3 separate regions of the Homo sapiens genome follow, and all the other regions are linked to region 2. The links are chromatin contacts, found by Hi-C or POLR2A ChIA-PET in ENCODE. All regions are on one chromosome and are shown on one strand. Each heading gives the region's core, a stretch centred on a gene start or an enhancer-like site at or near the end of the contact. The rest is flanking DNA. Distances are from core to core; before and after follow the strand shown. Region 1 overlaps DHX8 (DEAH-box helicase 8). Region 2 holds the start of LINC00910 (long intergenic non-protein coding RNA 910). Region 3 has its middle 46 kb from the start of ETV4.

Region 1 (3,283 bases), core at 68-2,567, 130 kb before region 2:
AAAAGTTTGGTGGTTCCTTAATAGGCTAAATACAGAATTAGCACATGACCCAGCAATTACACTTCTAGGTATATATCCAAAAGAACTGAAAGCAGACTCAAACAGATACCTGCACACTAATGTTCACAGCAGCATTATTGATAATAGCCAAAAGGTAGAAACAATCCAAATGTCCATCTGCTGATGAATGGATAAACAAAATGTGGTATATACATACAACAGAATACTATTCACCCTTAGAAAGGAATGAAATAAATGGATAAACCTTGAAAATAACATGAATAAATCTTGAAAACATTATTCTAAGAGAAACAGGTCAGATACAAAAGAATATTGTATGATTCCACTTAAATGAGGCTATCTAGAATAGACAAATTCAGAGAGGTAAAAAGTAGAAGAGTAGTTACCAAGGGATAGAGGAAGGGGGAAAGGGGAGTTACTGTTTAATGGGTACAGAGTTTCTGTTTGGGACAATGAAAAAGTTCTGGAAATGGATGTTGGTGATGGTTGTACAACATCTTGAATGTATTTAATGCCACTGAATTGTATACTTTAAAAAGCTTACAATAGTAAATGTTGTTATGTATTTTACAATAATAATAATAATAATATAGTCTACCAACTTGTCCTGTCTCTTGCATACATCATTTCTACTATATATCTATGAGGGATCTCATACCATGTTAGGTGGGAGGGATATAAAGATGGCCAGGATATGGCCCCTGCTTTCAGAGAGTTCACACTGGGTAAAAACTATGTTCACAAAACCACCACAGTGCAATCTACATGCCTGGCATGTAGCATGTGTTCAATACATTAGCTAATTCGATGAATAAAAGAAACGACTGAATGATGCACGATTCAAGTGTATATAAAGTGTGATGTGGTAGGACCTAAGCTTTCTATTTCTTTCTCATAAAGTGATTGTGACCATAAACACAGCAGGTGTTCAATAAATGTTTATTGTGTGAATAATAACTATGATGAATTATGTTAGCAATCATCAAGCACTGTGCCAAGTGCCTTTACCTACATTATCTCACTTATCTTTCCAACAAATACTATTAACAGCCCCTTTTTCAGAGCAGAACACAGAGCAGAGGGCAAAGTAAATAAACTTGCCCAAAGTCGCAGTTTGGAGCTGAAGTCCAAGCCACAGATGCCTCTCTGTTGGCACTTCAGAGACTGGAGTAGGTTTCTTTTTTCTTTCCAAAGCTCTGTTTTAGCCTCTTTGACAGGGAATAAATAATAAATGACAACAGAGCACTCTGCACCAGAAAGTACCAGGGCTCCAGGGTAGCATCAGTGTCGGGGGAAACGCCATCAGCTGGGAAATTACTCATACAGCTCCTCCTGCCAAAAGAGAATGAAGTCCTCACTGGGGACTGAGAGAGGAAGAACAATGATTCAGAATGAAAACCAAGCCCCTGAGAGCCAGTCTGAAATCTGTACTGACAGTTCCCTTGCAAAGTTTTTGAACAGGGGGTTTTCTCTCGTTCTAAAAGAACAGAATTGGATCTGAGCGCTAAAGTGGTTGAGGTTAGGTGTGTGTGTCCACAGTTTGGCATTGATTATATTTTTCTAATTTCCTTTTAGAAAATGCTCCTAACTAGAACCTTTTACAACCTAATATCCTGCTGGTTGTTATGGTAAGAAAAAATGTGTGTTCACAGCAGACATGCCAACTTAGCCCCAGACCTGCCGTGAGAGGCTGTTATCACAGCCATTTGCATTTCACTCAAAGGGACTGCTTTCATGAGGTTACTAAAGTATTTAACAAGGTTCATAAAACTGAAATTCATTTATGAAGGCCAGGATTGGACTGTTCCACCAACCCATTTTAACAAGACAGTGATTTCTACCTTGAGTGACAGCACTGTGCTTGCTAAGTTGGTTCTCTGGATTTCCGGCACGTTGGTGGTCAGCATTTCATCTCGGTAGGCACGTTCTGTGTACAACCTGTAACACTTCCCTGGGCCTGTTCTCCCAGCTCTGCCAGCTCGTTGCTTTGCCTGAGCCTAGAGGGGTGGGCATATAAAAGCAACATATCTGTTAAACACTGCTTAACAGCTTTACCCAGGATATCTGTTAAAAGGGGGACAATTAACAACTGGCAAAATCAGAAATGGGGTTGATTTCACTTCCTTTGGGACCATTTCCAAGACTACCAATGCTCTTATCTTCCCCTCTCCATACTCAGCACTTCGGGGAAGTTTGTTCGAGGGAGGCAATACAAGCAGGGTTAATGGAAGAAATATTATACAGATCTGAGACATATATCTTCAAAATAGTGTGGCGCAATATAAAAGAGAAAGCATAAAACAAGATGACAGAACACCATCCCCACAGTTATGACCAAAAATGTAAGTGAAATAAACATATTACGTCAATCATCCCAATGATGACTCTGCAGTCATTTTAAAAATTATGTTTGCAGGCCAAGCGTCGTGGCTTATGCCTATAATCCCAGCACTTTGGGAGGCCAAGGTGGGCAGATTGCATGAGCCCAGGAGTTCGAGATCAGCCAGGGCAATATGTTGAAACTTCATCTCTACAAAAAATACAAAAATTAGCTTGGTGTGGTGGCTCACGCCTGTAGTCCCAGTATTCAGGAGGCTCAGATGGGACGATCACCTGAGCCTGGGGAGGTCGAGGCTGGCTGCAGTAAGCCGTAATCACACCACTGCACTACAGCCTGGGCAACAACAAAGACTGATCCTGACTCAAAATAAAATAAAAAATAAAAATAAAAATCATGTTTGCAATGTTAAATGACAGAAGAAAATGTTCATTCGCATTAAATGCAAAATGCAAGTTACGAAACAATGTAAAATAATTTTAGTAAAAGTCTTTATATATCAACTACTAGAAGGAAATGACTAGGCGAAAAAAACCCTAAAATGTTAACAGTGGCTAACTCTGATAGTAGGCTTGCAGATGAGGTCTATTTTCTTTAGATTTTACCAAATATTGAACATGTATTATTCTAATAGGAAAATTAAATACTCAAAAAAATATACAAAACTGCATACTTACTTGACTACTAAAATTGCAACCATGAAAGAAATAAACATGAAAAAAGACTGGAATGAAAAACAGCAAAATAATAACAGTGGAGGTAGTAGGATGGTGGGTAAATTTTTTTCTTCTGTTTTTCAAAAATAATAAAACACTACTTCAAAAACACTGATTTTTTTTTAATTAAAAAAAATGTAGTTTAGCCATAGGTTGCTAGGAAACAATGAATAGCAATCTGAAGAGGGCCATTTTCTGACAAAACCAT
Region 2 (3,296 bases), core at 316-2,815:
TGCACTCCAGCCTGGACAACAGAGGGAAACCTTGTCTCAAAATATAGATAGATATGGCCAGGCGCGGTGGATCATGCCTGTAATCCCAGCACTTTGGGAGGCCGAGGCACGCGGATCACGAGGTTAGGAGATGGAGACCATCCTGGCTAACACGGTGAAACCCCGTCTCTACTAAAAATACAAAAAATCAGTCCGGTGTGGTGGCACGCACCTGTAGTCCCAGCTACTTGGGAGGCTGACGCAGGAGAGTCGCTTAAACACGGGAGGCGGAGGTTGCAGTGAGCTGAGATAGCGCCACTGCACTCCAGCCCGGGCGACAGTGCGAGACTCCGTCTCAGAAAAAAGAACAGATAGATAGATAGATAGATAGATAGATAGACAGACAGACAGACAGGCCAGGCGCAGTGGCTCACGCCTATAATCTCAGCACTTTGGGAGGCCGAGGTGGGTGGCTGCCATATTGCACTTCACAGGGTAATAGAATGGAGATGACAATGACTCGGTGGAGACTGGGGTAAAGTGAAATGAGGGAAACACTTGCTGAGAGGTTAAAAAAAAAAATAAGGGGGCACCAAAAGACTCAGCAATCCAGATAAATGGCTTGATTATCTTATAATCGAGATAAGATATATTGCATTGAACTATTATTTATTTTGATTACTGAAGGGTTCTGGAGGATCACCCCCTGAAATTCGAACCTAGAGGAATGACCTCACCCTAATCCTGGCCGTGGCTAATAATAACGCCCATCTCTTAGGGCTGTCGAGTGAACTAAAAGAGATAATGCACGTAGAGCCCTCGGACCCGAGGCTGGCATTGGGAAAGGCACAGTTTATATTTTTTGACCTGGTTGTTCACCAGGCAATCCCTGCCATCCGGCTTTCCATCCTGCAGGGGGAGCATGACTGACTGAGTGTCACTATCGGATCTATGATACCTTCTTGCTTTTCTGAAATCAAATAAAAGAGCCATAAACTCTCATCTCAACTGTTGTGTTAGGAAGGAGGACGGGAATGGTAAATGCTGACGCTACAGGCGGCAGTCTGTGCCTCAGAGAGAAAATTTATCCCAACCTTGCTGGGGGCCTTGACGCCCATCTTCCTCCAGAGCACCCCGACAGTCACCCCGCCCTCTGGTGTCCTCCCACCCCGAGCCCGATCTTCCCCCTTCACGCCTGCCCCGGGCCAATAGCCTCCTAACTGCGTCCTCTCTGATTGCGTGTGTCGTGCTCATTACGCCCTATCCGTCGTTTCTTCGCTCCACAAACGTTTACTGAGCGCCTTCAACTTGCCAGGCACTAATTAGACTAGCGCAGAGAAACGGGGATAAGTACTGATGAGGGTCCCAGCCCTCAGCGATCGGATTTCAGAGGGGGAGATAAAGGACTGCCCAGAAGGGTGGTGAGTGGAGTAGTTGATATAAACAACGAGGTGCGATGAAATACACAGGAGGGCTGCTAATCACATATGGGGTGGGTGCCGAGGGCCCTTAATTAAGGGAGGCTTCCTGGACGGGTGACACCCAAGCGGAGTCCTGACGACCCGCGTCAGAAGTAGTCAGGCGAGGAGGAGGGTAAAGGAATCCACGTCCCAAGCAGAGAAGCAGCTTTCCCTACACAGCACAGGACACGGTCCGCGCACAGAAGCCGCAGGAGACGCAGGCACAGGGGCTGGGGAGAATCCTTGCTGGGCCCTCGCCGTCCATGCGCCGCCTCCCTCTGCCCGGTGTCTGGTGTCAGCCTCCTGCCTGGCAGAGGAACTCCAGCCCCTGCTCCCCGAAGCTCCTCCAGGCCTTCTGCTTCCCTGACTCGGAATGGGCCCGCTGTCCAGTGGGTACAAGGCTGGTCTCCCCGCCCACTGGTGACGACGTAAAGATCCAGCTCAGCCTGGTTTCCCCTGGTGATGATATCTTGCGACTCGTCTTTCTCCAGGAAAACAGGGACCGCTCTCCGCCTACAGGTCTCTTCCACAGACCTATCTTGTTTTCACCCCCTGTCTCTTTTGGTTCAGTCTTTTCGCTCATACAAACAAGGAAGTCGCCCCTAGCCCAGCCGCGGCTCCTTAGCTGGAGGCGGGCCCGGGGGTGGAGTCAACCGCGGTGGCCACGCCTCCTGGGAAAGGGCAGGGCATGCAAATTCGAAATGAAAGCCCGGAAACCCCGGAACTAGAACTGGTGTAAGATTTCTCTTGGTTTTTGTGTTGTTGTTGTTGTTTTGTTGTTGTTTTGAGACAGAGTCTCGCTCTGTCGCCCAAGCTGGAGTGCAGTGGCGCGATCTCGGTTCACTGCAACCTCCGCCTCCCGGGTTCAAGTGATTCTACTGCCCAGCCTCCCTAGTAGCTGGGATTACAGGCGCGCGACACCACGCCTGACTAATTTTTGTTTTTTTGTTTTTGTTTTTTTTTTAGATGGAGTCTCACTCTGTCGCCCAGGCTGGAGTGTAGTAGCGCAATCTTGGCTCACTGCAACCTCGGACTCCCAGGTTCAAGAGATTCTCCTGCATCAGCCTCCCAAGTAGCTGGGACTACAGGCACGTGCCACCACGCCCGGCTAATTTTTGTATTTTTAATAGAGACGGGGTTTCTCCGTGTTATCCAGAATGGTCTCGATCTCCTGACCTCGTGATCCACCTGCCTCGGCCTCCTAAAGTGCTGGGATTACAGGCGTGAGTCACCGCGCCCGGCACGCCCGGCTAATTTTTTTGTATTTTTAGTAGAGATGGGGTTTCACCGTGTTCCCCAGGCTGGTCTCGAGCTCCTGAGTCGAGACGGGATTTCTCCGTGTTTGCCAGAATGGTCTTGATCTCCTGACCTTGTGATCCACCCGCCTCGGCCTCCCAAAGTGTTAGGATTACTGGCGTGAGCCACTGCGCCCGGCAGATTTTTCTTTTAAAACGTGGAGAATAAGAAATCAGCCCGAGTGTGTAATGGCGTCAATATTGGTGTGGACAAGACAAAGTGAATGAGGCAAGGAGCGAGGCTGGGGCTCTCACCGCGTCTTGAATGTAGATGAGAGTGGGACGGTGATGGCAGGGAGGAAGGCGACGACATCTCTTCTCGTCCTTTTGGCTAAGATCAAGTGTAGTATCTGTTCTTATCAGTTTAATATCTGATACGTCCTCTATCAGAGAACAATTATATTAGATAGATTTTTGGAGCAGGGAGATGAAATAGGAGCTTGCTCTGTCCACTCCACGCGTCGACCTGGTATTGCAGTACCTCCAGGAATGGGGCTCCCTCTCCTGGGATACAACCTGTTTGCAAGGTTAGAAAGAAAAGACTGCGCCGGGTAGTTTAGGA
Region 3 (2,999 bases), core at 488-2,987, 200 kb before region 2:
CAGCCTGGGTGACAGAGTGAGACCCTGTCTCAAACAAAAAAAAAAAAAAGAAAAGAAAAGAAAAAGGCGGGTAATTGCAGCACAGCAGGGTAAGTTCCACCAATGGAGGAAGTGATCACAGGGGGCTGTAGCAGCATCAGTGTCTCCTGAGATCTTGTTAGAAATGCAAATGTGCAAGCCCTACTTCAGACCTATTGATTCTGAAACTGGGAGGGGCCCAGCAATCGGTGTTTTAGCAAACCCTCCATGCGATTCTGATGAGGGCTAATGTTTGAGAATCAATAAGCTGTAGGAACACAGAAGAGAAAGTGGAATTTTTTTTTTGAGACAGAGTCTCCCTCTGTTGCCCAGGCTGGAGTGCAGTTGCAGTGATCTCGGCTCACTGCAAGCTCCGCCTCCCAGGTTCACGCCATTCTCCTGCCTCAGCCTCCTGAGTAGCTAGGACTACAGGCACCCACCACCACGCCTGGCTAATTTTTTTGTATTTTTAGTAGAGATGGGGTTTCATTGTGTTAGCCAGGATGGTCTCGATCTCCTGACCTTGTGATCCACCTACCTCGGCCTCCCAAAGTGCTGGGATTATAGGCGTGAGCCACCCTGCCCGGCTGAAAGTGGTAGTTTTTTTTTTTTGAGATGGAATTTTGCTCTTGTTGCCCAGGCTGGAGTGCAATGGCATGATCTCGGCATACTGCAACCTCTGCCTCCCGGGTTCAAGCAGTTCTCCTGACTCAGCCTCCTGAGTAGCTGGGATCACAGGCGCCTGCCACCATGCCCAGCTACTTTTTTGTATTTTTAGTAGAGATGGGATTTCACCATGTTGGCCAGGCTGGTCTTGAACTCCTGACCTTAGGTGATCCACCAGCCTCGGCCTCCCCAAGCGCTGGGATTACAGGCGCGAGCCACCACGCCCAGCAAGTACTTTTTTTTTAAATTTAATTTTGTTGTTGTTGTTGAGATGGAGTCTCACTCTGTCACCCAGGCTGGAATGCATTGGCGCAATCTCGGCTCACTGCAACCTCCACCTTCTGTGTTCAAGCGATTCTCCTGCCTCGGCCTCCCGAGTAGCTGGGATTACAGGCATGCACCACTGTGCCCAGCTAATTTTTGTATTTTTAGTAAAGATGTGGTTTCACCATGTTGGCCAGACTGGTCTCGAACTCCTGAGCTCAAGTGATCCGCCTGCCTCCGTCTTCCAAAGTACCAAGACTACAGGCATGAGCCACTGCTCCCAGCCAAGAAAACAGTACTTAACCCTGAATGGAGTGATCAGGAAATGCTTCCTGAAGGAAGAAACTCCTGAGGTGAATCTTCCAGAAGGAGCCTGATGAAGAGGTAAAAAGATGCCCCAGGTGAATGAAGCTGTGTATGCAAGAGCACGGAGGGTAAGGAGTTTGCAAAGAACCACAGGGGTGGGTGGTGGGTTGGCAGCCAAGTGGCTAGAGATGGGGAGAGTGGCTGGGAAGAGACATCGGGAATCAGAGATTTCAGTTTCTGAGTGAAGGAAGGCGAGAGAGTGTGGGTGTGCCGTAGACCCCATTGCAGTAAACAGCCTCGCCTAAACCAGGCAGGGCAGATACCCCAGGCCTCCCCTGGGGCCTAGAAGCCTCCCCATCTCACTCTGCAACTCCTCGGGTTAACCAAAGCAGCATGACCTCATGTGTTATGGCTGCAAAGGCGCGGGGGAGGCCATATCCGGTGTTTGTATTGAAATTAATTGGGGGCTCCTTGGATGATGGAGGCTTTGAGGAATGCACAGGCCCCCGCATATGATCCTGTGAACAATGGTGTCACTTCAGACCACCGAGGCCCCCAGCGGCCCGCATCTGCACGTCCACAGCCCTTCTCGATGAAATAATAATCATAGACAGATATGAATATTTACAATACGAAGCAGCAACTTGCGATGGGGAGAACTCAGGCAAGCACCCCAGAGCTATTTTTAGCCTTGGAAACGGAGCCCCATTTTACCAGGGCAGCAGCGTGTCGATCAGGAAAATCAGGAAAATCCCACCGCTCCCCGCCAAGCCCTGATTTATGATGATTCAGAGGGGAGATGCTGCCAGGAATGGGCCGGGGCCAGGAAAATTTCATCTGTCTGGAATCCGACAGGAAAAAAGAGGCCTGGAAATTTCAGAGGAAGCTGGGATCTGCGCCGGTTACAGCGCCTCTGTGTTCGCTCAGCTGGCTCCTGTTAGCCAGTGAAGGGTCCGCTGAGGAAAAGCGTCAGGCCAGGTTTTTCCATCATTCCAGAACCTTGAGCCTGATCCCCAGGCAGCCGCTGCTCCTGCGACCTCCGACCCCAAACAACAGGAGCCTTCACCAGGTTTCCCCCAGCCCCCCAGCCCTAGGCTATATCTTAAATCAACATCTTTGTTTTTTTGTCTTTTCCCTTACCACAAAAAATGATAGCAAAGTGATTCTATCTTTTTAGCTATTTGTTTAACCAGACATTTAGCACACTTAAGAAGCAGGGTTCAATATGAAAACCAATTAATGCAATTTAGTTTTAATTTCCTCCCCTGAAATGGCCCAGCTCTCCCAAGGTGGCCTTCTCACCCTCCTCTCTGGTGCTGGGGCACCAGGAACCCCTAGCCTCCAAACCTGATGCTACAAGCTCTAAAATGAGGCCAGAGATTAGGATTTTGCTCAAAATCTTGCTGGCAGATCCTAAAGGGGCAAACAAGATGGTGATGGAGTTCAGGACATGCTACCCCAAAATACAGCACCTCGGCAAAAGCAGCAGAAGGAGGAAGATCTCTCTGACTTGCTGCTACTATTCTCCCCTGAAGCAGATCATGAAAGAATTTTCTGTCTTTCTTCTAAAGTAGGTCATAAGACCCTCATTCCAGAGGGGTCCTCCCTATATCCAGAGGAAAGGAATGAAGAAGCAGAGAAGAATCTGAAGAAACAGGCCTTGCTAAGCTCCCCCAAGTTGATTACTATTAGATCATACCCCCTTTCTTCCATCATATTTCTTCTTCTTTTTTTTTTTTGAGATG

What was found. Hi-C counts contacts between places; a loop is a spot of excess contacts on that map. ChIA-PET counts read pairs that join two places held with the same protein, here RNA polymerase II (POLR2A). Pooled maps may share reads with other maps.
Region 1: a pooled map shows a loop between it and region 2 (3-fold over the local background). The contact joins the enhancer-like site here to the promoter of LINC00910 in region 2. A Hi-C loop is called at or near these places in 5 of 50 pooled maps. POLR2A ChIA-PET finds 5 or more read pairs at or near these places in 7 of 52 experiments (BJ, H1, HEK293T and 4 more).
Region 3: a loop to region 2 is called in a pooled map, with 3 times the contacts of the local background. The contact joins the enhancer-like site here to the promoter of LINC00910 in region 2. A Hi-C loop is called at or near these places in 1 of 50 pooled maps. POLR2A ChIA-PET finds 5 or more read pairs at or near these places in 2 of 52 experiments (AG04450 and Caco-2).

The regions. Positions count from the first base shown.
Region 1 is chr17:43,515,902-43,519,184 of GRCh38, reverse strand. DHX8 (DEAH-box helicase 8) reads right to left here. Exons shown (of 23, transcript NM_004941.3): 18 at 1,863-2,018. Among named protein-coding and RNA genes, the nearest start is that of ETV4, 29 kb to the left of the region's middle. Within about 2 kb of position 1,317, at least 3 of the 41 ENCODE cell types and tissues checked have a DNase peak (open chromatin) inside an H3K27ac peak, as active enhancers do.
Region 2 is chr17:43,387,167-43,390,462 of GRCh38, reverse strand. LINC00910 (long intergenic non-protein coding RNA 910) reads left to right here and starts at 1,565. Exons shown (of 6, transcript NR_027412.1): 1 at 1,565-2,174. It also overlaps the pseudogene RNU2-4P. RefSeq lists enhancers at 685-1,438, 1,756-1,985, 1,439-2,192, 2,483-2,998, 2,999-3,296 and a silencer at 1,548-1,842.
Region 3 is chr17:43,591,054-43,594,052 of GRCh38, reverse strand. No RefSeq gene overlaps it. Among named protein-coding and RNA genes, the nearest start is that of ETV4, 46 kb to the right of the region's middle. RefSeq lists an enhancer at 1,371-1,870. Within about 2 kb of position 1,737, at least 21 of the 41 ENCODE cell types and tissues checked have a DNase peak (open chromatin) inside an H3K27ac peak, as active enhancers do.